Linked DNA regions of Homo sapiens: regions 2 and 3 are each linked to region 1. Evidence: read pairs that join two places in POLR2A ChIA-PET (ENCODE). Cell type or tissue: PC-9. All regions are shown on one strand. Links, peaks and the distances in the headings refer to the core of each region. The heading gives the core; the rest is flanking DNA.

Region 1 (10,030 bases), core at 1,127-9,126:
TCGTTTGAACCCAGGAGGCGGAGGTTGCAGTGAGCTGAGATCGTGCCATTGCACTCCAGCCTGGGTGACAGCAAAATTTCATCTCAAAAAAAAAAAAAAAAAAAATTCAAAGAAACCTGTTTTTTTTTTTTAGACAAGTTTCACTCTTTTGCCCAGGCTGGAGTGAAATGGCACGATCTTGGCTCACTGCCCCCTGGGTTCAAGGATTCTCCTGCCTCAGCCTCCTGAGTAGCTGGGATTGTAGGCACCTGCCACCACGCCTGGCTAATTTCTGTATTTTTAGTAGAGATGGGGTTTTACCATGTTGTCCAGGCTGGTCTCGAACTCCTGACCTCAGGTGATCCACCCGCCTTGGCCTCCCAAAGTGCTGGGATTACAGGTGTGAGTCACGGCACCCGGCCTACCTGTTCCTTTTTACTTACGTAAAAACTTTAGATTATATAAAGAGAAGATTTTCCTTGTTTTTTGTTTTTTTGCAGGGGGAGAGAGGTTGAACATTTCATTCATTTCACTACAATGATGTTTCTTCACCAAGCCCTCCCTGCAGGCACTTTTCTCTCTACCGTTTCAGTCTGTTTTTCCTTTCTGCTTCCATTTTTTCCCTCTAAAATACCCTTGTGACATTCAACGTTCTCTTTCTGTCAATCCTTCCCCAGGTGCAACGGGGTCTATCTTCAATTCAGAATCATTATCCTATTTCTTTCATTCCTACTCCTGGGCAGTAGACCTAATGTTGAAAAATCACAAAATCCTACTATCTTAGCCCAGTACAAATTAATGTTAGCATTGATTCTACACTTACTGCTGCTCAGCAAACCTTTTTTTTTTTTTGAGACGAAGTTTTGCTCTTGTTGCCCAGGCTGGAGTCCAATGGCATGATCTCCGCTCACTGCAACCTCCACCTCCCAGGTTCAAGTAATTCTCCTGCCTCAGCTTCCTGAGTAGCTGGGATTACAAATGCGTGCCACTACTCCTGGCTAATTTTTGCATTTTTAGTAGAGACGGTGTTTTGCCAAGTTGGTCAGGCTGGTCTCGAACTCCTGACCTCAGGTGATCCGCCTGCCTCGGCCTCCCAAAGTGCTGGGATTACAGGCATGAGGCACCGTGCGCGGCCTACTCTTCTTGATTCTCTGGCACCAAAGCTTGGGAAAAAGTGAGTCCCATCCACTGTGAGCAACATTTTCCCTTCCCTTCACATGGAAATATCTGAGTCTACATTATCTCCCTTCCATTCCATTCTTAGATGAAGAGAATCTTCTTTCCAAAGTAATATTGAGCTGTTCTCCTGGCATCTCTTTTCCCTGTCTCCCCACACCCACTATTTGCCACCTAGCAGCCAGGAGCAATTTTGTAAAAATGAAAACTGAATCAGTTTGCACTCCTGGCTAAACAGAACCAATGGCCTCCCATTGCTCAGCCTCTCCTGATCACATCCCAACCTGCTGTCTATGCATATAAGGCCCCGTGTGTATTGGCGCATGCTCAAGTTCTCAGCTCCAGCCATTCCTTGACCATGTTCAGCTCTTTTCAGCCTCAGGGTCTTTGCACATTTTGGTCCCTTCCCTGAAGGCTCTTCCTTTCCTACCTTCAGGCTTTGGCTTTAATGAGGCTGAGGTGGGAGGATAACTTGAACCCAGGAGTCTGAGACCAGCCCGGGCAACAAAGCAAGACCTCTTTGCTACAAAAAAATTAAAAAATTGGCTGGGCATGTTGGTGGACACTTGTAGTCCCAGCTACTTGAGAAGCTGAGGTAGGAGGATCACTTGAGTCCAGAGGGTTGAGGCTGCAGTGAGCCATGATTGTGCCACTGCACTCCAGCCTGGGAAACAGAGGGAGACCACATCTCAAAACAACAAAAAACACATTTCTACGATGTTTACTGTGTACCACATATGTGCATCACTTGTAGGTAATAAGCTGTTTATAAATAAAACAATTTAATTTGGTTAATGAAATTTCCATGCGCTACCATGGAAATGTTTCCCTTTCGTGTTCCATTTCTATGCTGCTTTTTGGAGGGCATACTTTTGCCCACATTTAGGTGAATTATTAATTCCATTAACAGCACATATGATCGGCTACAGGGATCACAGAAGTTAAAACATACACGGGAGGAGATAAAGTTTGTGGCCAGGTGCCGTGGCTCATTCCTGTAATCCCAGCACTTTGGGGAGCCTAGGAGAAAGGACTGCTTGAGGCCAGGAGTTTGGGACCAGCCTGGGCAATATAGCAAGGCCTCATCTTTAAAAAAAAAAAAAAAAAAAAAGAACAGAGAGAGAAATGAAATTTATGCCTGTGGCGGAAAGTTATTTTGGAGTACTTAAAGTACTTTTCTCACTTATGTTTGAAGTAGTGAAATTAGTGACCAAATATTTGAAATGCAAGCTGGTATTCACTTTATAAATAACATTCCTATATATTTTATGTATCATCTCAACTAGACTAGCGAAGTAAAAACTTAAAAATGCAAAAGTATAGGCCAGGTGCGGTGGCTCACGCCTGTAATCCCAGCACTTTGGGAGGCCGAAGTGGGCAGATCACCTGAGGTCAGGAGTTTGAGACCAGACTGGCCAACATGGCAAAACCTGATCTCTACCAAAAGTACAAAACTTAGCCGGGCGTGGTGGCACGTGCCTGTAATCTCAGCTACTTGGGAGGGTGAGACAGCAGAATTACTTGAACCCAGGAGGCAGAGGTTGCAGTGAGCCAAGATCACGCCACAGCACTCCAGCCTGGCAACAGAGTAAGACTCCATCTCAAAAAAAAAAAAAAAAAATATATATATATATATAATATGAAATACATATAACAAAAGCAACAGAATTTAAGGCACTTTACGTATTATTACACATTGAATCCCCTAATAACCCTGTGAAGTAGGTAACTACCACCTTCATTTTACAGATGAGAAAAGAGGTATCAAGAGGCTAATGGCTTGTCCAAGGTCACTGCCAAGACCCTGACTTTTCCCCCTCAAATTCCATAAGAGGCATGTTTCCTGATGTCTTTTGGTTTTTGTTTGAGACAGAGTCTCGCTCTGTTGCTCAGGCTGGAGTGCAGTGGCGCAACCTCGGCTCACTGCAACCACTGCCTCCCGGGTTCAAGCAATTCTCCTGCCTCAGCCTCCTGAGTAGCTGGGACTACAGGTGTGCACCACCACGCTCGGCTAATTTTTTTGTATTTTTAGTGGAGATGGGGTTTCAATATGTTGGTCAGGGTGCTCTCGAACTCCTGACCTCATGATCTGCCCGCCTCCCAAAGTGCTGGGATTACAGGCATGAGCCACCATGCCCGGCCTCCTTATTTTTAATTTAGAGTGTTCCCTGACTATGCAGCTATCTCCACACCAAAACTTCACTTCCTGTATGAAGCTTGTACTTGAAGTCCAGTATTATTTATTCACTTGGCTGGAAAACAATTTCCCCAAATTAAATGTCCAAACAGTTAAATCTTAGCCACACAGCTCTCCCTATTCCCTCTGGAACTGGATATATCTCCTGTCACTCCCTTCTCCCCAACCTCCACATCTGCTCTTTCCATCCCTATCTCCCCTAGCTAGTTTAGGATTCAGTTACCCCATTCCCGTAACAAAAGTTATGGGCTTCACCCTGCAGGTTTCTACAGCACGCCTTGCACATCACCACCTAATACCACTACCCACCATTTGCATTTTACTTTCCAAACCCATCTCCCCAGTCTAACTCTTAAGAAAAATGGCCACAGCAGCTATCATCCATTAACTCCCAAGTAGCTTGTTCTTCCCCCCAAGCCTGAGATCTGCTCTTTTCCTACTTCTGAAAAATGGCTCCCTGGTCCCTGATTAGTCAAATCATCATTTTTCAAGATCTACCCTCAAGTGACCCTGTCAAATAATCAGGCCCTGGATAATCTTTCCCTTTTTTGAGTATGTGGCAACTTAGAATCTAGAGTACGACATATTAGACAATTGATCAAATTAATTATCTATTCATGCTTACTTTTAAGTCTTCTCTAACCAGACTATTAATGAAGGCAGATCTTGTCTCTTCCCTTCTTATATACCCCACAGTACCGTACATTTTGGCTAGATGATTTAATAATTTTTGAGAGAATCAATACCCTGGTCCCTGGCCACAGGGCAGAGCACCTCCTCATTCATGAGATTAACTTGGACAATGAGACCCAAATTCTGGCTAGGCGTCGTGGCTCACGTCTATAATCCCAGCACCCCAGCACTTTGGGAGGTCGAGGTAGGAAGACTGCCTGAGGTCAGGAGTTCAGGACCAGCCTTAAGCAACATAGCAAGACACTGTCTCTACTAAAAATTAAAAAAAAAAAAATTAGTTGAGTGTGGCGGCACATGCCTGTAGTCCCAGCTACTCAGGAGGCTGAGGTGGAAGGATTGCTTGAGCCCAGGAGGTTGAGGGTACAGTGCACTCTAGCCTGGGCAACACAGCAAGACCCTGTCTCAGAAAAGAGAAAAAAAAAGAAGTTGGGCACAGTGGCTCATCCCTATAATCCCAGCACTTTAGGAAGTCAAGGTAGGTGAATTACTTGAGGTCAAGAGTTCGAGACCAGCCTGACCAACATGGTAAAACCCTGTCTCTATTAAAAACACTAAAATTAGCTGGGCCTGGTGGTGTGTGCCTGTAATCCCAGCTACTCGGGAGGCTGAGGCAGGAAAATTGCTTGAACCCAGGAGGTGGAGGCTGCAGTGAGCCAAGATCATGCCACTGCACTCCAGCCTGAGTGAAAGGGCAAGATTCTGTCAAAAAAAAAAAAAAAAAAAAAAAGGAAAGAGACCCATGTTCCAAGATAGAAGGTATGAATCACTTTGCTTTTTCCTTGCGTGAAGGGTTGGGGGAAAGGAATCCTATGATCCTTAAACAGCAAACACTGTCAGCAAGACTGCAAACAAGATCCATTTAGTGGGGAAGAGGGGACTATTAAAAGCTGCTAGAAAACTGAATAAAGCAAATCAAGACTGAGAACAGTTCCAACTCCCATCAATCTCCAAACAGTGACAGGTCGGCAGCAACTCCTTTCCTTTATTTCTTCCCCTTGTAAAGGGAAATTCAAGTTCAGCAGCATTCCTTTCCTGCCCCAAGTCCTCAACCAGACAAGAGGCTGCAGGCACCAAATCTTGGGCTGGATAATGGCAAAGGCCTCAGAAGCTCACCTCCAGCTCTGAGCTTCAACAGCTGTTTGTACCAGTGAGTCAGCATTAAATCCACCAGAAAAGAACAGCACCACCCAAAGACTGGGGGGCAGCTGGGCCTGAAGCTGTAGGGTAAATCAGAGGCAGGCTTCTGAGTGATGAGAGTCCTGAGACAATAGGCCACATAAACTTGGCTGGATGGAACCTCACAATAAGGTGGTCACCTCTTGTTTGTTTAGGGGGATGCCAAGGATAAGGCCAGCTCAGTTATATGAAGAGAAGCAGAACAAACAAGTCTTTCAGAGAAATGGATGCAATCAGAGTGGGATCCCGGTCACATCAAGGTCACACTCCACCTTCATGTGCCTGAATGGTTGCCAGGTCAGCTGCAGGCCAGAGGCAGTCTTCAGAGGAGGGGAGACCACAGAGGACTTCTAGGCCACACAAATATGTCTCTCGGGAGACTTCTGGGAAGGAAAGCTCACTCTCGGGGCCGGCTGACCATGACTTCACCCAGGGCCTCCAACACCTCCCGCTTGTAGTCTTCAAAGTCACCATCGATTTGGCTAACACTCTGCTCCTCCACCACCCACAGCTGGCAATTGGTTTCTGTGATGAGTCGGGCATCATGGCTGACAACGATCACAGCTTTGAAGAAAGATAGCAACAACAGAGGGCAGGAAGAAAGGAGAAAGAGGGGAATCAGAACATGAAATAAGGGAGTCCTAGGCCCTTCTGTAGTGAAGGACACTACAGCTTGGTCCCCATGGAGCAGGGATGAGGGCACACTCTCAGCTGACTTACCACCCTTGTATTCATTGATGGCCTCCCCTAGAGCATCAATAGACTCTATGTCCAGGTTATTGGTTGGCTCGTCCTACATAGGAGGAATTCCATGACTGAGCACTGCAACTCCCGTCTTCCATTACTGTTACCCTTATCCCTTTTCCCACAGCCCAGCTCACTCACCAAGATGAGGACATCAGGTTCCCGACAGGCCAGCTCAGCAAACACAACTCGCGCCTTCTGACCACCTGTAGCAAAGGAAGGGGAGGGCTGTCACACCTAGCACCTCACATTCTGAAGGCAAACCCTCAAGATGTGCCAGTTTGTGAGCTGAGGCTCCCTCATTCTCGGTTCCTCTAGGTACAGTTTGTAGACATGAATGATAAGGTGAAGGGCACCCTCCCTGGCCCCTGAAGTGGTACCAGAGAGTTTGCAGATCTGGATGGTGTGGGCGTGACTCTCCAGGCCGAAGCGGCCCAGGCACTTGCGGGCATCCTGGTAGGGCAGGTTGAAGCCCCGCTGCAGGTACTCAGTGGGCGTCTCCTCCATGCGCAGCTGCTCTGCATACTGCTGGTTGAAGAAGCCAATTTTCTGCCCGAGAAGAGAGGGAGGTGGTCGGTTAAAGTCACACTTCCTCCATCAGATTATCATTCCCTAAATCCCAATGCCAACTTACCAGCCGGTGGTTCTTTCTCATTTCCCCATGGGTCTGCAAGGGAAGACAAAGTAGTTAAGAGGAGGGCAAGGGAAAAAGGTGCTGCAGCTCCATACATCAACTTTTTTTTTTTTTTTTTGAGACGGAGTCTCGCTCTGTCCCCCAGGCTGGAGTGCAGTGGCGCGATCTCGGCTCACTGCAACCTCCACCTTCCGGGTTCACGCCATTCTCCTGCCTCAGCCTCCCCAGTAGCTGGGAATACAGGTGCCTGCCACCACACCCGGCTAATTTTTTGTATTTTTAGTAGAGACGGGATTTCACCATGTTAGCCAGGATGGTCTCGATCTCCTGACCTCGTCCATACACCAACTTTTCTGAAGGAGAGACAAACACCAGAAATGGGCCAGGGACAAGTATGCATAAGAAAAGGAATAGGGGCTGGGCACGGTGGCTCATGCCTGTAATCTCAGCACTTTGGGAGGCCAAGGAAGGCAGGTCAGGAGGCACTTAAGGTCAGGAGTTTGAGACCAGGCTGGCCAACATTGTGAAACCCTGTCTCTACTAAAAATACAATAATTAGCTGGGCATAGTGGGACATGCCTATAATCCCAGCTACTCAGGAGGCTGAGGCACAAGAATGGTTTTAACCCAGGAGGTGGAAGTTGCTGAGATCGCACCACTGCACTCCACCCTCGGGGACAGGGGAAGACTTTGTCTCAAAAAAGAAAAGGAACAGGGATGTTCCCCTAATATGACAAAGGCATGGTGAGCAAAGTAAAAGAGTTAAGGGACAAAAGGGGAGTTAAGCAAAATGGAGGACAAGAGGGACAAGCAGGAGGGACTAACCACAGCCAAAGAACACCTGCTCTCCATACAGCGAGACTCACGAATGGTACATCGTAAGGGCCTCATGTGGCAAGTTTAGTGTTTTGGGGAGAATCTAATAATACCTTTCTAAAGATCTAATCTCTGGATATGAGAAAATGGCCTCTCAACACTGCTAGAGAGAGCAGAAATGGCTACAAACTTTCTAACACACTAGATGGCAATATATTACAAAAGTTCAAATAAAATGGTAGAGTTTGCCGGGCGTGGTGGCTCACACCTGTAATCCCAGCACTCTGGGAGGCCGACGCAGGCAGATCATGAGGTCAGGAGATCAAGACCATCCTGGCTAACACGGTGAAACCATCTCTACTAAAAATACAAAAAATTAGCTGGGCGTGGTAGCACGCGCCTGTTGTCCCAGCTACTCGGGAGGCTAAGGCAGGAGAATCGCGTGAACCCAGGAGACGGAGGTTGCAGTGAGCCAAGACTGTGCCACTGCACTCCAGCCTGGGTGACAGAGTGAGACTCTGTCTCAAAAAAAAAAGGTAGACTCATATGAAATAAGTAATTGCATGGAAAAATGCTTGATATATTTGGAAAAATCTAGCTACACAACAACTCATATGACAGCCCATTTTTGTTAAAAATTATATGCACATTTGCAAAGAAAAAAGGAGAAAGATATCCACTAAAACATTAATACTGGTTATCTCAGCTGGGAGCGGTGGCTCACGCCTGTAATCCCAGCACTTTGGGAGGCTGAGGCGGGCGGATCACAAGGTCAGGAGTTCGAGACCAGCCTGACCAACATGGTGAAACCCTGTCTCTACTAAAAATACAAAAAGTAGCTGGGCATGGTGGGGCGTACCTATAATCCCAGCTATTCAGGAGGCTGAGGCAGGAGAATATCTTGAACCTGGGAGGTGGAGGTTGCAGTGGGCCAAGATCGCACCACTGCACTCCAGGCTGGGCGACAGTGAGACTCCGTCTCAAAACAAAATAACAAAAAAAAAAAACTGGTTATCTCCAGATTTTTCTCTTGACTTAAGCATTTTTTTTTTTTTTTTGACAGAGCCTCACTCTGTCACTTAGACTGGAGTGCAGTGGCACGACCTCGGCTAACTGGAACCTCTGCCCCCTGGACTCAAGCAATTCTCCTACCTCAGCCTCCCGAGTAGCTGGGACTACAGTCGTGCACCAACATACCCAGCTAATTTTTGTATTTTTAGTAGAGATGGGATTTCACCATGTTGCTCAGGCTGGTCTGTTTTTTTTTTTTAGACGGAGTTTTGCTCTTGTTGCCCAGGCTGGAGTGCAATAGCGCAATCTCAGCTCACTGCAACCTCTGCCTCCTGGGTTCAAGTGATTCTCCTGCCTCAGCCTCCCAAAATAGCTGGGATTACAGGCATGTGCAACCACGTCTGGCTAATTTTGTATTTTTAGTAGAGATGGGGTTTCTTCATGTTGGTCTCAAACTCCTGACCTCAGGTGATCTCCCACCTCGGCTTCCCAAAGTGTTGGGATTACAGGTGTGAGCCACCACACTGGGCTCAGGCTGGTTTTTAACTCCTAAGCTCAAGTGATCTGCCTGCCTCAGCCTCCCCCAAAGAGTTGGGATTATAGGCGTGGGCCACCACGCCAGGCCAATTTTTTTTTTTTTTTTTGAGATGGAGTCTCGCTCTGTTGCCCAGGCTGGAGTGCAATGGTGCAATCTCAGCTCACTGCAACCCCCGCCTCCCAGGTTCCAGCAATTCTGCCTCAGCCTCCTGAGTAGCTAGGATATAGGTGCGCGCCACCGCACACGGCTAATTTTTGTATTTTTAGTAGAGGCGGGGTTCACTATGTTGGCTAGGCTGGTCTGGAACTCTTGACCTTAGGTGATCCCTGCTGGGATTATAGGAGTGAGCTACTGTGCCTGGCCCGTTTATGCAATTTTTAATCGTTCTATAAAAGACATATATTTCTTGTATAACCAAAACACGTGGGTGTGCCCCCTAGTTCTATCTTAATTCTCTTAGCTCTCCCCCCTGAACTGATCTAAGCTCTTTCCTCCTCTACTGCCCCTCTTAGGGAAATGAATCATCTATCATGAGTTCTGTATTTAACTCTACATTCTCGAGAGGCTCCCTGATTCCAGCTTCTGGCAAAAGCAGCTGTGTCTTCACATTTCTCATGCTCTCCCTCCTTGGCTCCAGGACTCACCGGTGTCAGCTTGCCAGTCAGCAGCAGGAGTAGCGTACTCTTCCCCACACCATTAGGGCCCACAATGCAAACTGCAAGATGGAAGACAGGTGGTCAAAGAGGTCCCCAGAGACTCTCCCTGTGGCTCCTGCTACACATCCCTGAGGCAACCCCGCCAACTCACTCCTTGAATCCATGTCGATGCCAAAATCCAAGTTCTTAAAGAGTGGTTTCTGTCCCTGGTAGCCGAATGTCACACCTGAAAGCCACGAAAAGAAGCAATTTATATTCTTTTCAGTCCCTGCAAAGTCCCTCTCATGTGCTGGCCTTGGAGAACAGGAGCAATCTCAGCCTTGGTGGAGAATTTAGGGTGCACATACATGCTTCCGGTGCTTCCTGTGGAGCAGCAGAGGCCCGCGGCACTCACCATGCAGACCCAGCAC
Region 2 (9,045 bases), core at 221-8,220, 530 kb before region 1:
GTTCATAAAAATGTGTTGCATCCCTAGGGGGAAATAAAAGGAGCTAATCCAATAGAGAGAAGAGTGGCTCAGGGGAGACAGTCACCCGTGAGGAATGAGGGCAGGACACACAGGCCCAGGCCGAGATTGCACAGGGTGTTGCATGAGTGGCTGTGTCAGAGCCAAGTGCACATGCCCACTGCCACCTCCGCCAAGGCCATCAGTGAATCCCTCCAGCACCTACAGGGGCTTTGCACATAAGAGCTGTGCTTGCAGGGGGTGGGGGGTGGGCACAGGGCAGGAAACCAGAGAGGAGGGCACCATGTCCCTGAGTAAGGTAGAAAGGGGAAGCACAGCCTGGACACATTCTTCCATTCTTTTATTTCAAAATATCACCAAGTGCCTGCCACAGCTATGTGCTGGGAACTCAGTGAACGCACCTGTGCTTTGCCCACTGGCATGGAGCCCACGGTCCGGGGGTGATGGTTTCTGTTGCATTTCAAAGCCACTGGGGCGCTGCATAGATGGCTGGCTGCAGAGTCTATTTGAGACGAAGGCAAGAAGTCAGGGCTCACGGACTGTAGATTCCACCCTTGATCGTCTACTACAGGAAAGAAGCCACAGAAGTGAGGGGGTATTCCCAACAGGAAGGCAGAGAAGGAGAGATTAAAACTGAGTCAAGAAGTGTAGCCAGTCCCATAGGAGCACCTGGGCTGAGGAGGGTCAGTCTTCGCAGAGATGTTCGGAACACCTGATTGGGGATGTGCCCTCTCCTTCTATGTTCTTGGTCACCAGAGGAACCAGGTGAAGAGTGTGGATGACTCAGTCCACCCCTCCCCGCACAGGAAAAACAACTCAGAGGACATCCCCTACTGGGAGTGGGCCAGGAGCGCTGGCTTCCACGCCAAGGAGAGGAGGGTGTTGTTGTGGCTGCAGAGGTGAGTCCACAGGGAAGCGTGGGTGTCATGGAGAAAGAGAGAGGAGAGGAAACGGCCTCTCGCTGGAGCCAAGCAGAGAGGAACAAAGGAGGGGAGGAGCCCACAGGCCCTGGAGCCCCAGAGCAGCTCTGGGTGGCCCCTTTCCTTCTCTCCTCAGCACAAAATAAGCTGCTTTTCCAGGCTTTTTCTCTTCCTCGTGCTCACTCCATTTTCCTTCTTCCAAGCCTAAGCCCTGGTCTACCAAGGACCCCTATGTGAAACACTTGTGCTAGAACTTCTGTCCTGACTCTCAGGCCCCCAGAGGAGGAAAGCTGTGGAGGAGGGACCTCATGAGCCAGTAACCTTCACTTAAGAATTCTTCACTTTTTTTTTTTGAGACGGAGTCTCACTCTGTCACCCAGGCTGGAGTGCAGTGGCATGAAATCGGCTCACTGCAGCCTCCGCCTCGCCGGTTCAAATGATTCTCCTGCCTCAGCCTCCTGAGTAGCTGGGATTACAGGTGCCTGCCCCCGCACCCGGCTAATTTTTGTATTTTTAGTAGAGATGGTTTTGCCATGTTGGCCAGGCTGGTTTCAAATTCCTGAGCTCAAGTGATCCACCTGCCTTGGCCTCCCAGAGTGCTGGGATTACAGGCGTGAGCCACCATACCTGGCCAGCTTTGACAGCAGAAATCTTCTCTCTAGAAATATTCATATACATAAGGAATTTTGCACACATCCTTACAGGGTTTAGGGAGCCTCTTAAGCCTGTCCATGAACCTCTGCCATTCATTTATAGCATGGTGTCAGCTGCAGAGTAATAGGATCTATGTGGGCCTGGAAGTCCAACAGGCCTGGGTTTGAATCTTTTTCAAACATTTTTGCTTGTTAGCAGCTGGTTTGGACAAATAATTTCAACTTAGTTTTCTCATCTGTGAAACAGGGGGAAAAAGCACTTACCCTGTAGGGCTGTTGTGAAGATTGAACAAGACAACTCATGTTAAATACCCAGGCACCGTGTCCGCCTGCAGCAGGCAGTCAGTACATGGTGGATCTCGTGCCCCAAGCCTCCTCTTTATGGAGTCCCTCAACTTGCCCCAGCTGGCCTCGGATTCCTCCCACCTCCACCTCCTGGGTAGCTGGGACTATAGCACGCCATGCTTCAGCCCCCTTTGTGATCATTCAAAGCCGTTTGGTTCCCTGCACCCTCTCACATTTACTGCAATTCCTATAGAATCCAAATTCTTTTAACCTGGTGTTGTAGGTCATCTACAATCCTGATCCAAGCAGCCTGTCCCTTCTCCCACACCACTGTCCTCCACATGCATGTCCCACACCAACCCACGCCATCCGCTGGTTCTAAATACACCTGAAGCACCACAAGGCCCCACGTCTGGCTGCCTGCTCTGTGCTTCTCTCATCATTCCTCAAGGCCCGGGGAAAGTCCTGCCACCTCCCTGAAGCCAAGTGCCTACCCGCTTCTCCACTCTAGGCTGCTGTCTTACGCTGTGTGTCCCCAGCTGGATGGCAGCTCCTCAGGGCAAGGAACAATTTCTCTTCTTTCTCAGTGCAACTTCCAAAACACAGCAGAGGAGCGTGCACTGGGGGCCAAGGCTGGCACAGCAAACACAGCAGCACAGGGCTGCTGGAGGGGTGGAGGGGACCAGAGGGGACAGTGACCTGCCTGCTTCATGATACATGGCTGGGAGCCCCACCTTTTGCCTATGGAAGGCATGTGCTTTGAGCTTGATTTTCTCGGGTGTAGAGTGTCTACGCCACCCACACTTTCTCACCCGGTCCAATGCACGGGCACGGGCAGGGGCAGGGCCAGAATCTGTTGCTGTAGAACACAGCAGAGCTGCCTGCACTACTGTGGACGTCACCAAACTGGCAGCTTCACTGAAGGTGACCCTGGCCTGTGTGGGCACTCAGCTGATGCCCTTTTCTTCCCTCCTAAGCCCCATTAGCTTTAGGTCTCCACCACCTGCACTGAGAGAAAGATTAATGGTGAGCACCAGAGTAAAATCTAGCACAGAAGGCAGGGTTTCAGTAAAAAACCAAAAGCACGGCGGATTAGAGCTCAAGGGCCCACAGGTGGGCAGGACAGTAGAGGAACTGGGCAGCCCAGGGTGGCAGGATGGGGTGGACAGGAGTGGACAGGAGAGAGTAGCCAGGAGGAGGGACGTGGCTGCACCGCCAGTCCACGTGGGCGGCTGGAGACCTGGCAGGAGGCCAGGAGAGACTGTGCCTCCTCCAGCCTGGCTGTCTTGGCCAAGTTCTGACGGCAGCCAGGAGGAATGTGACAAAGAAAACAAGACAAACTTTGCTACCTCTGGCTGGTCAGGGGAAGTTTGTGTTGGAAAAGAAGAAGCCACAGATTCCACTGTTCCGCTGCCTTCTCCCCTCACACCCTGGGACGGCCCAGCACCTTCTAGTCCACTCCTCCCTGCCCTCTGCCACTCCCCTCATTACCCCAGTGCCCCCTCCCTCCTTGCCCAGGTCCTCCAGGGAGCCAAGCCTGAGAGTCTAGGGAGGCCCACAGGAGGAAATGATGTTCGGAAAGAGCAGCATCACTTTATTTTTTGAGACGGAGTTTCCCTTTTGTCACCCAGGCTGGAGTGCAATGGTGCAATCTTGGCTCACTGCAACCTCTGCCTCCAGGGTTCAAGTGATTCTCCTGCCTCAGCCTCCCGAGTAGCAGGGATTACAGGCGCCCACCACCACGCCTGGCTAATTTTTTTTGTATTTTTGGTAGAGACGGGGTTTCGCCATGTTGGCCAGGCTGATCTCGAACTCCTGGCCTCAAGTGATCCGCCCGCATCGGCCTCCCATAGTGCTGGGATTACAAGCGTGAGCCACCGTGCCCAGCCGAGCAGCATCACTTTAAATGGTATCTCTGTCTCACATTTGTGCCTGCACCTCTATACAAGGCAGGAAGGGAGCAGAAGACACTCTGCTAGCATTGGCTGGGCTGGAGACTCAGGAAAGGGAGCCTGGGGCTGTGGGGGTGAAGCTGGCCTATTTGTCTCCCCCAGTGGAAGGATGAAGACAGGAGCACCTGCAGGGCTCCATTTGCTGGGCTTCCTACTGGGGGACTGCACCCCTTGTCCCATTTAACCTTTTTGATAATTTCCCATTTGATGTTCACAAAAACCTTGTGAAATAAGTGTTATTTAAAATACCCCCATTTCACAGATGAGGAGATGGAAGTTCAGAAAGGTTTGAAGAGCCGCCCAAAGCCAAGAGGTTAGCTGGGACTTGAACCCACGTCATCTTCATTCTGAAGCCAGTGTTTTTTGTTTGTTTGTTTTTCCCAAGGCATTAGCCCCCTTCAGGGGACCCTGTCCTATCCCTTCCTCTCTCCACAGCTCCCTCAGCCCCTCTTTCCTCCCACTCCCATTCTGAGTGTCACTAGCAAGTCAAGAGCAAGACTAGATGGCAGCCACTAGCTGCACGTGGCCAACCACATCATTACAATTAATTAAAATTAAAGCTCCAAATCTTTGGTGGTTAAACTTGCTCCATGTGGCCAGTGGCTACCGTATCGGACAGCACAGACAGGAAACATTTCCATCCTCCTGCTGGTCTGAACTTAAAGGGCGGTCAGGAGGTAGAGGGAATGGGAGAGACCAGGCCAAGGGGCCCAGGGACAGAGCTGCCTTTGTGAGGAGATGAGGTTTGGGAAGTGAGTTTGGGTGAGGGGAGCAGGGGTGTCTGAGGCCTGGGGGAGGAGAGGGCAGCTTGCTGGACTCCCAGGCACCTCCCTCCGATACTGATACTCCCGCAATACTAGTGAGCAATTAATTGGCTGGGGCGGGGCAGGGGCCAGAGCAGGAGGGAGGCCAACGCAATGGAGGAGAAGCCACCACCCTCTCAGCAGATGGCAGGGCTCCGGTTCTCCTGGCCTCCTTTCATCCTTTGAGGACCCGGGAGCCTGCCTGGCCCTCCTCGACCTGCCCAGAGCTGGCTGCTGCTTCCTGCTCGCTCATCCAGCCCAGGGCCAGCAGATGGGCTATGGGGCCACCACCTTCCCAATTAGCCTTCTTAGCCTCTTGCTCACCCTTGAGGTCTGGGTTACCAGCCATGGGGAGGGGCTGTGAGTGCCCTGTGAGTAACCAAGGCCCAGCTTTGACAGAGGTCATCAGCCCAGGCCCCTCCCCTGGCTGAGCCCTGGCTCCCAGCACCCCCCCACCCCCGCCACCATGCCGTCCCCAGAGGCCCCCAGAAGCGACAGGTCAGGGAGTTGGTTTTGGGAATGTGGTGCCCCATTTCTGAGAAGGAGAAAGTTCCCCAGGTGATGGAACACGTAATAGGTATGTGGCTGGCCTGGTACTTGGGGAGTGGTGGGAGGGGGAGCCTGGGGGATGGGGGCAGAACTCATATTTGAAGGAGGAAAGTGGAGGTGGAGTGATGGGGTCCTAAGGAAGGAGCAGATCAGGGGCTGTGAATGGGACCTCATTGGGGTTGGGTGGGTGGGGCTGGAGCGGGCACCCAAGTGTGGAAGAAAAAGCTGAAACACCCACGACTGCGAGTGGAGGGCAGATGGAGAGACAGGCCAAGCTACGGTAGGCAGGAGAGTTAAGGAGCCAGGCAGCTGGGTCCCGTGGCAAGAGTGGCCGCCCCAGAGTGGGTGGCCGTGGGGCAGAGCGCCTGGTTCCGGGTTAGGCAATGAGGAGCCGGGGCCAGGCCTGTCAGGTGGCAGGATCGTTAGAGCCCCGTGGCCATGGGTACCCCACACTGCAGCCACTGCTGCTGCTGAGTAGGCAGATGCACCGGGCTGATTACCACGCTCCTCCCGGCCACACCAACTTCCCCTGGGGCACCCACCCCCTCCACCTCTCCTCCTCTCCCCACAGTGACTCCTGCCCAGGGAATGTCCAGCTCTGGCATAAAGGACCCGGGTGTCCTTGAGCTGCCATCAGTCAGGAGGCCGTGCAGTCCGAGATGGGCTCGTCTCGGGCACCCTGGATGGGGCGTGTGGGTGGGCACGGGATGATGGCACTGCTGCTGGCTGGTCTCCTCCTGCCAGGTAGGAGGCTGGGGGCCCTGGGAACAGGAGGGAGGCGGGAGGGAGACTCCGGGAGAGGACCCAGCGAAGGGGACAGGCAGGGGCTCTGGAATCTGCCTTTTGAGTCTGGGGGTTGCTCCTCACTGTATGGTCGCCTCAGGTAAGTTTCTTAAACTTCCTGAGCCCCAGTTTCTGAAACTCTGAAGTGGGGTTAATGACACCTAACTCTAGTCTGTGTGTCTCAAATTAAATAATGTATGTGATATGTACTTTGGAAATTCTAGAGGTTTATATAAATGGTGGTGGTGATTTTTATTATGGGAGCACTACAAGATAATGATTGGACATTTAATAGTAATAATATCATTTTTAGAGCCTTTTTATATGCTAGACTCTGTTTTAAGCACATTTGGATTATATATTAGAACTTTTATTTTTATTTTTTTTTGTGAGATGGAGTCCCACTCTGTCTCCAAGGCTGGAGTGCAGTGGCGTAATCTCGGCTCACTGCAACTTCCACCTCTCAGGTTCAAGCGACTCTCATGCCTCAGCCTCTAGAGTAGCTGGGACTACAGGTGCCCATCACCACACCTGGCTAATTTTCTTTTTTTTGTATTTTTAGTAGAAACAGGGTTTCACCATTTTGGTCAAGCTGGTCTTGAACTCCTGACTCAAGTGATCCGCTCGCCTCAGCCTCCCAAGGTGCTGGGATTACAGGCATGAGCCACCACACCCGGCCTATATTAGCACTTTTGATCATTACAAGAACGGTATGAAAGGAGATTTGCTATTTCCACTCTACAGATGAGGACACTGAGGCTCAGAGAAGTTAGGAAAGTAGCTCAAGATCATGCATTAGAAGGCAGCAAAGCCAAGATTTCAACCCCAGGCCGGGCAACCCCTGGACCTGTGTTGTTGACCACCGGGTACTTATAGCCCTTGAGGAATTTCTGCGACCTTCCCATGGTCTAGTGGGTGGTTGGTGTCTGAGGGAATAGCGAAAGAGAGAGGCAATGCATGGTGGATTCGTGCAGAGGACTGAAGGGAATTGGCACAGCTGGGGTTCGGCGTGGAGGTGCATGCAGAGAATTTCTTTCTGAGGAGAGAACAGGGACATCACAGAGGATGGCAGTCTGGTTGTTGGTGGAGGGATCAGGATGAGTGGCAGTAATAATTCATAATATATAATGCTTTACACTTTCTAAAACATCTGGCCGCACATGATAGCTTGTGCCTGTAATCCCAACATTTCAGGAGGCCAAGGCAGGTGAATCGCCTGAGGTTAGGAGTTCAAGACCAGCCTGGCCAAGATGGTGAAACCCCCTCTCTACTAAAAATACAAAAAATTAGCTGGGTGTGGTGGCGGGCACCTGTGGTCCCAGCTACTTGGGAGGCTGAGGCAGGAGAATCGCTTGCACCAAGGAGGCAGAGGTTACAGTGAGCTGAGACCGTGTTATTGCACTTTAGCCTGGGCAACAAGAAACTCCATCTCACAAAAAAAAAAAAAAAAAAGAAGAAGAAGAAAAAACTTCCAGGTGGATGATCTCATTTAGTTTTCTTCATAGTAATGCTGTGGGAAGGCAGGGAAAATTTGGCCCCTCTGAATGTATAAACTAAAGCTCAGAGAGGTTCAGTAACTTGCTAGTATGTGGCTCTGTTTGTAACACGTGGGACCTGGAGGGGCTAGGGAAGGCAGAAGGAACGCAGGTGAAAGAGTCATGGAGGAACCACGGGGTAAGTTGGGCCTGGGGTTTTGAGCAAAGGAAAGGAAAGATAAGGAAAGATGTGGCTCCACATCCCTGAGGGAAGTCAAGGCAGCAGAAGTCAGATGAGGGGCTGGACAGAGGCAGGTGTGCTCAGAGAGGGAAGCTGATTGTGGCCAGGAGCCTCGGAGGTTCGTGGGGTTTCGTCCTGGTTCCCTGGGCTGGGCCAGCGAGAGCAGGGCTGGCTCAGGGTGCGGTGTCCTGACACACTGGTACCAGCAGGTTCTGAAGCAACAGGTAGTGACCCCACATCCTGGCCCCCACCCAGCTTTACTGGCATGGCCAGTGCTGAGATAGGAAATAGGGTTTCCATTCCTGACCCCAGCCTGGGCTCTCACGAAGAAGCTGGTGACCAAATCTTAGTCCTCGAGTGCCCTTTCCTTTATTTCAGCCCCTCTGCCCCCAGCTTTGTCTTTTTCCAGTGTCTCCTTCTATATGTGTCTCCACTTCTCAGCCCTCCATTGTTTTGCCTTTTGTCTTCTTCCCTTTGGTCCCACTGTCTGGCCCAGGATTTTTCCCCTAAGAATTTACGCCTGGACTCCTCAGAGCCTCAGTTTCCCCAATTCTCTGTCTCTTCAGGGTCCTTTCTTTTAGACCTACTTGTTCCTGCCCCTTCTCCATTCCCTCTTCTTTTTAAAAAAAATTTTAATTAAAAAACAAAATACAGACGGGGTCTATGTTGCCCAGGCTGGTCTTGAACTCTGGGGCGCATGCAATCCTCCCACCTCGGCCTCCCAAAGTGCTGGGATTACCGGCGTGAGCCACTGTGCCCAGCCCCCTCTTATATTCAATGTATTCCTTTGAGGCCACTCACTTTGGCACCTAATTTTCTATTTTTCTGGTTGGTGTTTGCCCACCCTTCCCAAACAAAGAAATGCCTTTATTCGGCCACCTCAATATCCTTTAGAGACAATAGCCAGTTCTTCCTCCTTTCTCCATCCCTAAACTCTCCCTGCGCTCTGCTTGGGAGAAACCCGAGAGGCCGATGACTGAGATAAGGCAGAAAGGTGAGGGAGGAAGCCAAGCCTCCTTGGCCCTTACTAACCACTGCTTTCCTCCACAGGGACCTTGGCTAAGAGCATTGGCACCTTCTCAGACCCTTGTAAGGACCCCACGCGTATCACCTCCCCTAACGACCCCTGCCTCACTGGGAAGGGTGACTCCAGCGGTTTCAGTAGCTACAGTGGCTCCAGCAGTTCTGGCAGCTCCATTTCCAGTGCCAGAAGCTCTGGTGGTGGCTCCAGTGGTAGCTCCAGCGGATCCAGCATTGCCCAGGGTGGTTCTGCAGGATCTTTTAAGCCAGGAACGGGGTATTCCCAGGTCAGCTACTCCTCCGGATCTGGCTCTAGTCTACAAGGTGCATCCGGTTCCTCCCAGCT
Region 3 (10,030 bases), core at 1,181-9,180, 380 kb after region 1:
ATGCAGAGTGATGCTTACCTCTATAGCAGAGAGAGACGGACTAGTAGTATCTGGGTTAGGGACATATGGTGAAAGATATTGAAAATGTTTGATTGCTTAGAATGAGAGATGACTACATAGCATCCTTTATTATCTTATGAATCTTATCTAAGATACACAGGAAATAGAGGAACAAGTTAATTGATACCATGAGGAAGCAATCAACCAAATCCAGTACTGGGAACATTCTATGGGATAAATGAACTGGCTTCTCCAGCAAATTAATGGAATGAAAATAAGGGAAGGGTAGATTGTTATAATAAGATTAAGAGACATAATAATAAAATGCAATGTATTGCCAAAATATAATTTTTAAAAGTCAATGACAGTATCCTATACAAAGAAAAAGTGAGCATGTATCAAAGATGTACTAACAAGAGACTAGTAAAAAAAGAACTAGTTCAAAGAGAATTTGGAAGATTGAATATACATACACTGGACATACATCTTCTATACCTCCACTGAACAAAATTCATTGACATTGCTATTGACCAAGAATCATTTCCATTGATATCACTTTTCTACAAGTTAATGTCTACCCCTAAGGAGTACTCTAAATACCCTAAAATACTAAATCAAAGTTAAACTACCCTAGAGAATTAGATAATTTTTACGTAGGCCTATTAGAAAATGCTACAGTGTCGGCCGGGCGCGTTGTATCAAGCCTGTAATCCCAGCACTTTGGGAGGCCAAGGCAGGAGGATTGCTTGGGTCCAGAAGTTTGAGACCAGCCTGGGCAACATGGCCAGACCTTGTCTGTACAAAAAATACAAAAATTAGCCGGGCATGGTGGCACACATCTGTCCCAGCTACTCAGGAGGCTGAGGTGGGAGAATTGCATTAGCTCAGGAGGTCGAGGCTGTAGTGAGCCATGATTGCACCATTGCACTCTAGCCTGGGTGACAGAGTGAGACCCTGTTTCAAAAAAAAAAAAAAAATTTTTTTTAAGTTGAATTTGTCATTATATATTATACAATATATTTTCACTAACTTTTGAGCTAATAGACATTTAAAAGTCACCAAATTTGGAATACAAAGTATTTTAAATGACATCCCAAGTCATATAAGAGATTGGTTCAGCCTACGCTTTCTGTTCAAAACCCAGTAGTTAATGCTATTAGCATTCAAAATGCCTTTTTTTCCTTTTAAAAAGGACAGTTAAACCTGTTATTTTTTATCCTGCAGCCAGTTCTTAGCACAAAAGCAGGCAGATTTTAGTAGCACAAAATTATTTATTAGCTTATGCCTCTACCAGAAAACAGAAATGTTGGCTTAAAATTGTTTCATTGATGTAACTTTTACCTTTTCCTTTACAGATATTCATTTATTCATTCTGGCCCTAATACCAAGGTATCCTTCACACAAAAGATTCAAACAGATTCTTTGCATCTTTACCAATGGGAGTTTCATGTTTTCAAGTTTTTGTTTGTTTGTTTGTTTGTTTTTTGTTTGGAGGCCTCTTTCCAAGCACTCTAGTATTCTTAAAATCCTGAGATTCTGAATGGTATGATTTAGCTCAATATGTTTATACTAAACTTAGGGGAAAAAAACTAATATATTTTCCTTACCCATCACAAGGTTTATGCTGAGACTTCAATAACAAAAAACAGACTAACAAGAGAAAAGCATGCACATTTATTTTATCCAAGTTTTACATGACATGGGAACTTTCAGAAACGAAAACCCAAAGAAATGGGGACATTTGTGTAGTTGTATAGACAGTCAGGCAGATGTATGATTGCAAGGACAAAAGTGTATGAGCTAACGGTGATAAACTGAGAAGTTGGAAAGGCCTGTCTATTCAGTTTCTTCTTGGCATACCTGTGTGGCAGTCCCTCCCTCAGGGCATAGGAGAGGATGCCTGTTATATAAGGGGCCTCAGATGAAGGAGGGAGAAGGAGGGAGCAGGTCAGAGAGTGACCTTCCTAGATTTTGTGGCCTGCTTCAGGGAAGAAGGGGCGAGGGGAACTCTAGTTTCTATGGCCTGCTTCAGGGCAGAAAGGAGCAAGAGGTCAGAGAAACCTTCCTGTTTCTGCTATTTTCTCAATTTCCAAGGTGCCATATTTTGGGGTGGCATTTCCTGTACCCTGTCATATACAAACTCATTTTTAGACAGCGGCCTTTAGTTCCTCCTGAGGTTAAACCAGAGCTGCTCAAGGAATATACCTACTAAATCTTCTTGCTCCATTTAAGATATTTATTTCAAATGCAAATAATTATACCATACCCTTTGGCCTAGTCAGCACTGATTCACTATTTCAAAGCTTTACATTTAAGCCTCATAATAACCGTACGAAGCAGATCTAGCTACTTCCATGTTACAGAAGAAGAACCTGTGGCACACAGAGGTTGAGCAGCTGCCCCAAAGCCTCACAGAATGTGGCAGACTGGAGAATTCAACGCAGAACTCTTACCCAGCCCCATATGCTGCCTTGGCCTCCATCTGGTATGACCACAGAAATGGAGAGCTGGAGGAAGGAATTTCAACTCTGCTTCAGAACCTTAAATGAAGCAGGAAGCTGTAGAGGGGCACAAAGCTACAAAGCTGCTCCAAAGCTGTCTCCTCCAACACAAAGCAGAAATTGTGTTCCCAGCATCCATTTCTGTTACCCTTACTTGGACTTGAGAAGCTGTATCAATCAAGATGTAGTGTGGTGGGAGAGGGACTCAGTGCATGACTGATACCCAGCCAAGCAGGGCCAGGCAGCTTTAGAAATGCCCACACTGGGGAATTGAACAATGAGAACACATGGACACAAGAAGGGGAACATCACACACCAGGGGCTGTTGTGGGGTGGGGGGAGGGGGGAGGGATAGCTTTAGGAGAGATATACCTAATGCTAAATGATAACAAACCTGCACGTTGTGAACATGTACCCTAAAACTTAAAGTGTAATAATAATAAAATTTTTTTACAAAAAGAAAAAGAAATGCCCACACTGAGCTCATTTCATTTAACAAACATTTATTTACATGGAAGCCATGTGCATGGAAGACAGGTGTTGTCTCAACTCTCTTGGGGCGTACACTGAGGGGGAGGAAGATCGAAAATAAACACATTGACAAAGAAATGAACAAGGTGCTTTCAAATGGCAACAAATGCATGAAGAAAGGGAAACAGAATAATGCATGATGGGGAACTGGTTTCAACTGGGTGAGGGAGGAAGACCTTTCTGAGATGTAGACATGACTGACAAGAAGCGGGCAGCCATGCAAGGGGCTGGGGCAGGGAGTTTCAAGACCAGGTGTAAGGTGAAAGCACAGGGACCGAGGGAGAAGTGGCATGAGGGAGGTCAGAGAGTTAAGCAGAGCTGTCATGTCAGGAGCCCCAGCCCCTGCAAGAGTCTTCCATGCCCCTCTAAGTGTGCTGAGAGGATAGAGAATTTTAAGTGGGGTGGTGGATTTGTGGCTGGAGTCTGCCCAGAATGGTCTGTGAATAGGCCAAAGACCTCAGGACAGGGAGAAAACGCTTAGTGGCACAGCATTATTTTTTATTTTATTATTATTTTTTGAGACGGAGTCTCGCTCCGTCCCCAGGCTGGAGTGCAGTGGGGCGATCTCGGCTCACTGCAACCTCCGCCTCCCGGGTTCAAGCGATTCTCTTGCCTCAGCCTCCTGAGTAGCTGGGACTACAGGTGCGCGCCACCACGCCCGGCTAATTTTTGTATTTTTAGTAGAGACGGGGTTTCACCATGTTGGCCAGGATGGTCTCGATCTCTTGACCTCGTGATCCGCCCACCTCGGCCTCCCAAAGTGCTGAGATTACAGGCGTGAGCCACCGCGCTCGGCGGCAGAGCATTATTTAAGGAGCATGTTAAACACACTTTCTTCCCACACCACCAACTAAAAAAGCAGGTATCAAGAGGGTCTAGGTAGGTGCTGAGACCACCTCCAGAGCACAGGCCCGCCAGAGTTGTGCTCAGCAGGTGAGGTCTACACTCCTCTCAGCCCGGAGGGGCAGCGTGAGTTATACTGCTGGACAAAGGGGAAAAAGACAAAATGCTGGGCTGGGGTAGAAGGGAAGGACGCGGGTGTTAAATGTGGGCGTGGTTTCTTCTGAATGTCCCACCCACTCCACTATACATTGCTTAAATGCAGTGCAAATTTCCCTACCCCCAGCGGAGGAGGGGTGAAGATTCAGCAGGTTTTAGGGTCTAGGACCCTGAGCTCCTCCATTCATGAATACCCAAACAACTGTAGCCCACCCTCTCACCACTGCCTAGGCGGACGACCAGTGTCCCCAGCTAGATCTCTACCCTTAGGAGCAGGGCACTGGCTGACCCGGAGAACCTGCGCCGCCTCTTCTCAGCCTGCTGCCAGCCCAGTGCACGAGCTGAATGCCGCTGCCGCCTGGCTGGCCGGGAAAGACGGGGATCTTGACGCGGCGGCGCCTGGGACACGGCAACCGCAGCACAGGGCATGGCCCTGCGGCTGGACCGGACGCGGCGGCTGCAGGCAGAGCAGGAAGAGAGCGCAGGCTGGGCAGCGGCGTACGCTTCGGCGACGTCAGCTTCCGGGGCCGTGGACGGGGGCGCGCCCGAGCCTCCTGGAAACCTCCCCACCAAGGACCTGGGGAACCCAAGTCTCGGCCCGCTTTGTAGCCTCTGGTTTCTAAATTCAGCGTCGAGGAGCGAAAACAACCCCCCTGAACTGGGCCCAGACCCTTAAGCTCCTGGAACCTCAGTTTTTCCTTCCGTCGAATGGCGACAATGGCTGTCTGGTTGAACGTTATTTTACCTAGGAAGTAATAATTTTCGTAAATAGGTCTCTGAGAGTATTTGCTTGCTAAAATCCTGCTTTGTCCTGGAAGCAAATTTAGGCCACGTTAGGGGCGGGGACTTCGTATTTGATGTTGAGCACCTGGCGAGCGCCACCTTCGCCTCAAAGCGCCCTCGGACCCTGATCCAGCATAAGGCCAGAGTTGGGCAGTGAGGGGTCTCGAGAGGTGGAAAGGGGATTATTGCCCTCTCAAGAGTCCTACGTAGGTGACTCCTAAGCCTTAGCATTTACTCCCTTAGACCGTGTAACAGGCCACCCCAATTACGCGCCAAACTCAGGCTGCGGCTCTTGGCGCAGCCTCGGTCCCGCCTGATTTCAGTTTCCATTTCGCTGCCCCTGGTGCCCCACCGCCCGCGGCTGTCTGGGGATTTGCCCGGTGATCAGTGACGTAAAAGAGACTAAGGTTCCCATTGGATGGCGAAGTTCGGCAGGAGCCAATCCCGGGGCTGGTCCGGGAGAAATCTCGGCGAAGGGCCCCGAATAGCCGGGAGATTACGGGGCGGGGACGAGCTGTCGCGCTGGTTGCTCGTGCAGGAGCGGGACCCGGAACAGACCGCCGTGAGAGAGGAGGGGTGCCGGCCGGGATTCGCGGCCCGGAGCTCGGGACCGGTGAGTAGGGGGTGCACATGAGACATACAGCGAAGCAACAGTCTCGTACGCTCACCGGGTTTGGGGCGACCCAACGCAGCCGCCGGGCCCGGGTTCAAAACGGGGCCAGGCCCCCGGGCGGGCTCAGGAGGGGGTCAAGTTCGCTGCGTCCTCCCTGCCAGCCAGATCCCTCCTGTTTGCTTGTCCTTACATTCTCCCCCTCCTCTTGGGTCTTTCTCGCTTTCTGGTATCCTACTCAGACTCCCATCCATTCTAGTCTGCGGAACCAGAAGTAAGCGGGGCCTGGATGACCGTCCGGTTGCTTGGAGCCTGGTAGATAGGCGACTAATCCAGCTCCCTGACCAAAGTGTCATGCTTTCTTTCTCTTTCTTTTTTTTTTTTTTTTTTTTGTTCGGAGTAAACCGGTTTAGCCACAAATACTTGGAGCTGTGCTTTCACTCCTTCCAGCTCATTAGCATTTTTCTTACTGATTTTCTCCCTATTTGGCCTTAGAAAAAAAGTGTAAATTTAACTCTGTGGAGTAAATGGGAGGGACACACTTCCAAATCTCCAGTAGATTTCAAATTTTGACCCACGATTTGTGTGTACTTCAAAAGAGGGGAGAATGACATTCGTTTATGCATGCCTTAACCTCCTGTTTTTAACTCTTAGCTGAAATCATAATCCCTAACATGTTTTTCCCCAAGTTCAAAAAAATCACCTTTAAAAAAAATAGGCTTTTTATGTTTCAAAAATTGCAATTTTATTGTTTAAGTAGACTTTATTTCTTACAACACTTTTAGATTTACAGAAGAATTGAGAAGATAGTACAAACTTCCCACATGCTCCAAACCGGATCCCCTGTTATTAACATCTTACCTCAGTGTGGTACATTTGTTGCAGTTAACCAATATCAATACATTATTATTGACCAAAGTCCATAGTGTGTTCAGATTTCCTTAGTTTTTACCTCAGTACTTTTTCTGTTTCATGATCCCATGGAGGTTACCACATTACATTTAGTTGTCATGTCTCCTTATGCTCCTCTTGGCTGTGGGAGTTTCTCAGACTTGTTTTGATGACCTTGACAGCATTGAAGAATACTGGTCGTGTATGTTGTAGGATGCCCCTCTATTGGAATTTGATGTTTTTCTCCTAAGACTGGGCTTATGGGTAACTGGGAGGAAGACCACAGAGGTAGATTGCCATTATCATCCCATCGTATCAAGGGCATGTACTAACATGATTTATGACTTAATATTGATTTGGGTGAGATAGTGTTTTTCAGGTTTCTCCACTGTACAGTTAGTCTCTTTTCCACTCTTTGCGTGTATTGTCCTCTTTAGAAGGAAGTCACTAAGTGCAGCCCATACCTAGGGAGCCAAGAGTTATATTCCCCCTTCTTGAGGGCAAGTATCTACATATTATTGTTTGCAGTTATTCTGCATGGAAGATTTGTTTCTCTCTTCCCCCAATTTATTAATTTATTCAATCATTAATTTCAGTGTAGACTCAGGGACATTTATTTTATACTTTGGTTTATAATCCAATACTACTTAATTTTGTTGCTCAAATTACTGTGGCTTTGGCTGTTGGGAGCTCTTTTCACATTGGCTCCTGTGCTCTTTCATAGTATTTTTATAGAGCTTTTTGCTAATGAGACACTCGTACTTATGTGACCTTGCCTCAACCTCAAATAGCCTGGTAAACTTGGCAAAATATTTTCCCCTTGTTAAGAGGTAAGGAGACTGAAGGCCTAAGGCAGTGGGTGACTTCTTAGATATCACTTCCTGCAGGGGAGTAACAGGTTGGACTCAGATTGTGTGTGACCACCACAGAAGACACTGCAAACCCCCGAAGAGAGTCCATGGTCTGTATTGAGGCTTCTTGGAATGACTTCAGACTTGGACCCCCCCAGGATCAGAATAGAAAAGACACAGAGAATGGGAAATTGGTTTGAGAAGACAAAAACATAAATTGGCTGGCATCAGGATGAATTAGATTTTGCCAGCTTTATAGAAATGGAATTTTGTTCTTCCCCCCAAAATTGTGTGTGTGTGGAGGGAGGCCAAGAGATATCTAGGTAATGTGTGTGGGCAAGAATGTCTAATCTAAAGAGAGCCCTGGAAGCCTGCTGCTGAAGCAGAATTTTAATGTGGGAAAGGGGGGTGTGTAGTGAAAGGGGGAAGAATGGAGATGGCAGGGCTCTGGAATTAGAGGAGGTCATTCATTTCACAAACATTTGCAGACCCCCTACTTTGTGCCAGATATTGGAGATAAAAAGGTCAGTGAGGCATGACCTTTGGGTTCACATTCTGGTGGGAGAGAAGACAGATAAAAATATCAATTACAGCCACTTATCCATAGCTTAGTTTTCCGTGGTTTCCGTTACCCATGGTCAACCTCAGCCCAAAGACAGTAAACAGAAAATTCCAGAAGTAAACAATTCATAAGTTTTAGATGTGCATTGTTCTGAGTAGCATGATGAAATCTCTTGCCCTCCCACTGTTCCTTCATCACAAGAAGGGTAAGTACAGTACAAGATAGTTTGAGAGAGAGAGAGACCACATGCATATAACTTTTATTACGGTATATTGTTATTCTGTTGTGTTATTATTGTTAATCTATTTCTGTGCCTACTTTATAAACTTTATTACAAGTGTGTATGTGTAGGAGAAACAGGTTTCAGACATCCACTGGGGGTTTTGGAATGCATCTCCTGAGGATTGAGGGGACTCCTGTATGAATGTATCTTTAGCGGATGGGGGGTGCTACTGTATGAAGCACTGTGATAGTGCTATTGTAGAAATACAGTGTATGCAAAGCTGCAGGAGGAGGGATACATTCAACTCAGAGGTGGGATGGGTACAGGAAACACCTCACAGATAAGGGGACAAATTGTATTCAAGCCTTCAAGGATGCGCTGGACTGGAGAGAAGAGCATGTACAAGGGAATGGGTGGAGAGTGGGGAGTGAAGAAGGGGCTGTCTTCCTGGTTCAGTGTATCTAATGGCCAGAGAATTAGGTAGGACGAGGAGGGATTTGGGGCTGGATGGGTAAGTTGGGGCTAGCCGGATGCAGGGCAGGGGAGGATGTCTGTGCAGTTTTTTTTTTTTGTTTTGAGTCAGAGTCTCGCTCTGTCACCCAGGCTGGAGTGCAGTGGCGTGATCTCAGCTCACTGCAACCTCCGCCTCCTGGGTTCAAGCGATTCTCCTGCCTCAGCCTCCCGAGTAGCTAGGACTACAGGCGCGTGCCACCATGCCCGGCTAATTTTTGTATTTTTAGTAGAGGCTGGGTTTCACCATGTTGGCCAGGATGGTCTCGATCTCTTGACCTCATGATCTGCCCACCTCGGCCTCCCAAAGTGCTGGGATTACAGGCGTGAGGCACCGTGCCCGGCCACCTGTGCAGTTTTGACCTCAGCTAGTAGGAGTTTTTTTGGTGTGTTTGTTTTTATTTTTATTTTTATTTTTATTTATTTATTTTATTTTAGAGACAGTCTCTCCCTATGTTGGCCAGGCTAGTCTTGAACCCCTGGATTCAAGGGATCCTCCTGCCTCAGCCTCCCACAGTGCTAGGATTATAGGCATGAGGCACCAAACCCAGCCTCAGCTAGGAGATTTGAAGCAGGAGAATAACAAGGATGAGATCCTGTGTGCTAGAAGGATGATCCTGGCAGCACTTTTTAGGAAATATGCCACATCTCACCAAATCTAAGATGCTATTTGTCTTAATCCATTTTCTGTTGCTGTAACAGAATACCACAGACTGGGTAAATTGTAAACAACAGATGTTTATTCAGCTCACGGTTCTGGCCAATGGACTCTTGCAAGAAAGGCATTAATCCATTCATGAGAGTTACACCCTCATGACCCAGTCACGTCTTAAAGACCCCACCTCTTAATACCGTTACATTGGCAATTACGTTTCCAACACGTGAACTTTTGGGGGACATGTTCAAACCACAGCACCACCAAATCTTTTATGTGCCCTTATTTTATGCTCCACATCAAAAAAATATTTTGCCAGTTAAATTATGACATGCAATTGATCACATTTCAGAGATGCTAAAATGTGATGTCACAGGTGTCTCAAATTTGATGAAAAGCACTAACTCCCTTGCTGATGGCTTAGATTCCTCCCTTTCCCTGGATTAATGGTTAGGATGTCTCCATCTCACTAACTCATAGATGGTAAGTTACCAAGGGAAAGAAGAACAGAAGCTGGGTGGGCCCTTCCCCTTCTCTCCCCAAAGATAAACATTTACAACATTTACTGGTTGGGTCGAGGAGCACAATATCTGGTCTGCTGCTATAGGATTCCTTGGCCTGTTATTGGGCCTGTCTCATGCTGTTTCCTTTTGGGGAGTTAAATACACACACACACACACACACACACACACACACACACACACACACACATATTCTATATCCCATCCTCCAGAGTGGCAAAAATTAAAGCTGATATTATCAGGTGTTGGTGAGGCTGTGGGGCATCATGAGTGCTCATAGCCTGCTGAGCAGACTACATAGCACTATAGTCACTTTGGAAACAGTTTGGCCTGCTTAGTCAAATTGAGGGTACATCTTGCCTGTGTGTGCTAGAACATGTATGCAGAAATATT

Evidence for each region. Peaks named below come from ENCODE experiments on the same cell type or tissue, not always from the same donor. Only the 100,000 strongest peaks of a DNase experiment are listed, where the experiment ranks them.
Region 2: POLR2A ChIA-PET joins it to region 1 with 16 read pairs; 4 of 35 experiments call an interaction of 5 or more read pairs at or near these places.
Region 3: POLR2A ChIA-PET joins it to region 1 with 23 read pairs; 2 of 35 experiments call an interaction of 5 or more read pairs at or near these places.

Annotation. Positions count from the first base shown.
Region 1 is chr6:30,586,290-30,596,319 of GRCh38, reverse strand. It overlaps ABCF1 (ATP binding cassette subfamily F member 1), which reads right to left. Exons shown (of 25, transcript NM_001025091.2): 18 at 10,015-10,030; 19 at 9,772-9,846; 20 at 9,609-9,679; 21 at 6,600-6,632; 22 at 6,346-6,514; 23 at 6,107-6,171; 24 at 5,942-6,014; 25 at 4,798-5,785. The coding sequence ends at 5,619. Among named protein-coding and RNA genes, the nearest start is that of MIR877, 7.0 kb to the right of the region's middle. In PC-9, for the core only: no CTCF peak of the experiment used is centred there; a DNase peak (open chromatin) is centred at 5,069; H3K27ac peaks cover 4,017 bases.
Region 2 is chr6:31,117,214-31,126,258 of GRCh38, reverse strand. It overlaps PSORS1C1 (psoriasis susceptibility 1 candidate 1), which reads right to left. Exons shown (of 6, transcript NM_014068.3): 2 at 420-583. CDSN (corneodesmosin) reads left to right here and starts at 5,813. Exons shown (of 2, transcript NM_001264.5): 1 at 5,813-5,924; 2 at 8,730-9,045. The coding sequence starts at 5,840. RefSeq lists enhancers at 1-267, 268-868, 8,650-9,045. In PC-9, for the core only: no CTCF peak of the experiment used is centred there; no DNase peak of the experiment used is centred there.
Region 3 is chr6:30,208,702-30,218,731 of GRCh38, reverse strand. It overlaps TRIM26 (tripartite motif containing 26), which reads left to right and starts at 5,326. Exons shown (of 10, transcript NM_003449.5): 1 at 5,326-5,427. RefSeq lists a silencer at 4,466-4,648 and an enhancer at 4,107-4,995. In PC-9, for the core only: no CTCF peak of the experiment used is centred there; DNase peaks (open chromatin) are centred at 4,441, 5,181 and 5,791; H3K4me3 peaks cover 3,537 bases; H3K27ac peaks cover 2,178 bases.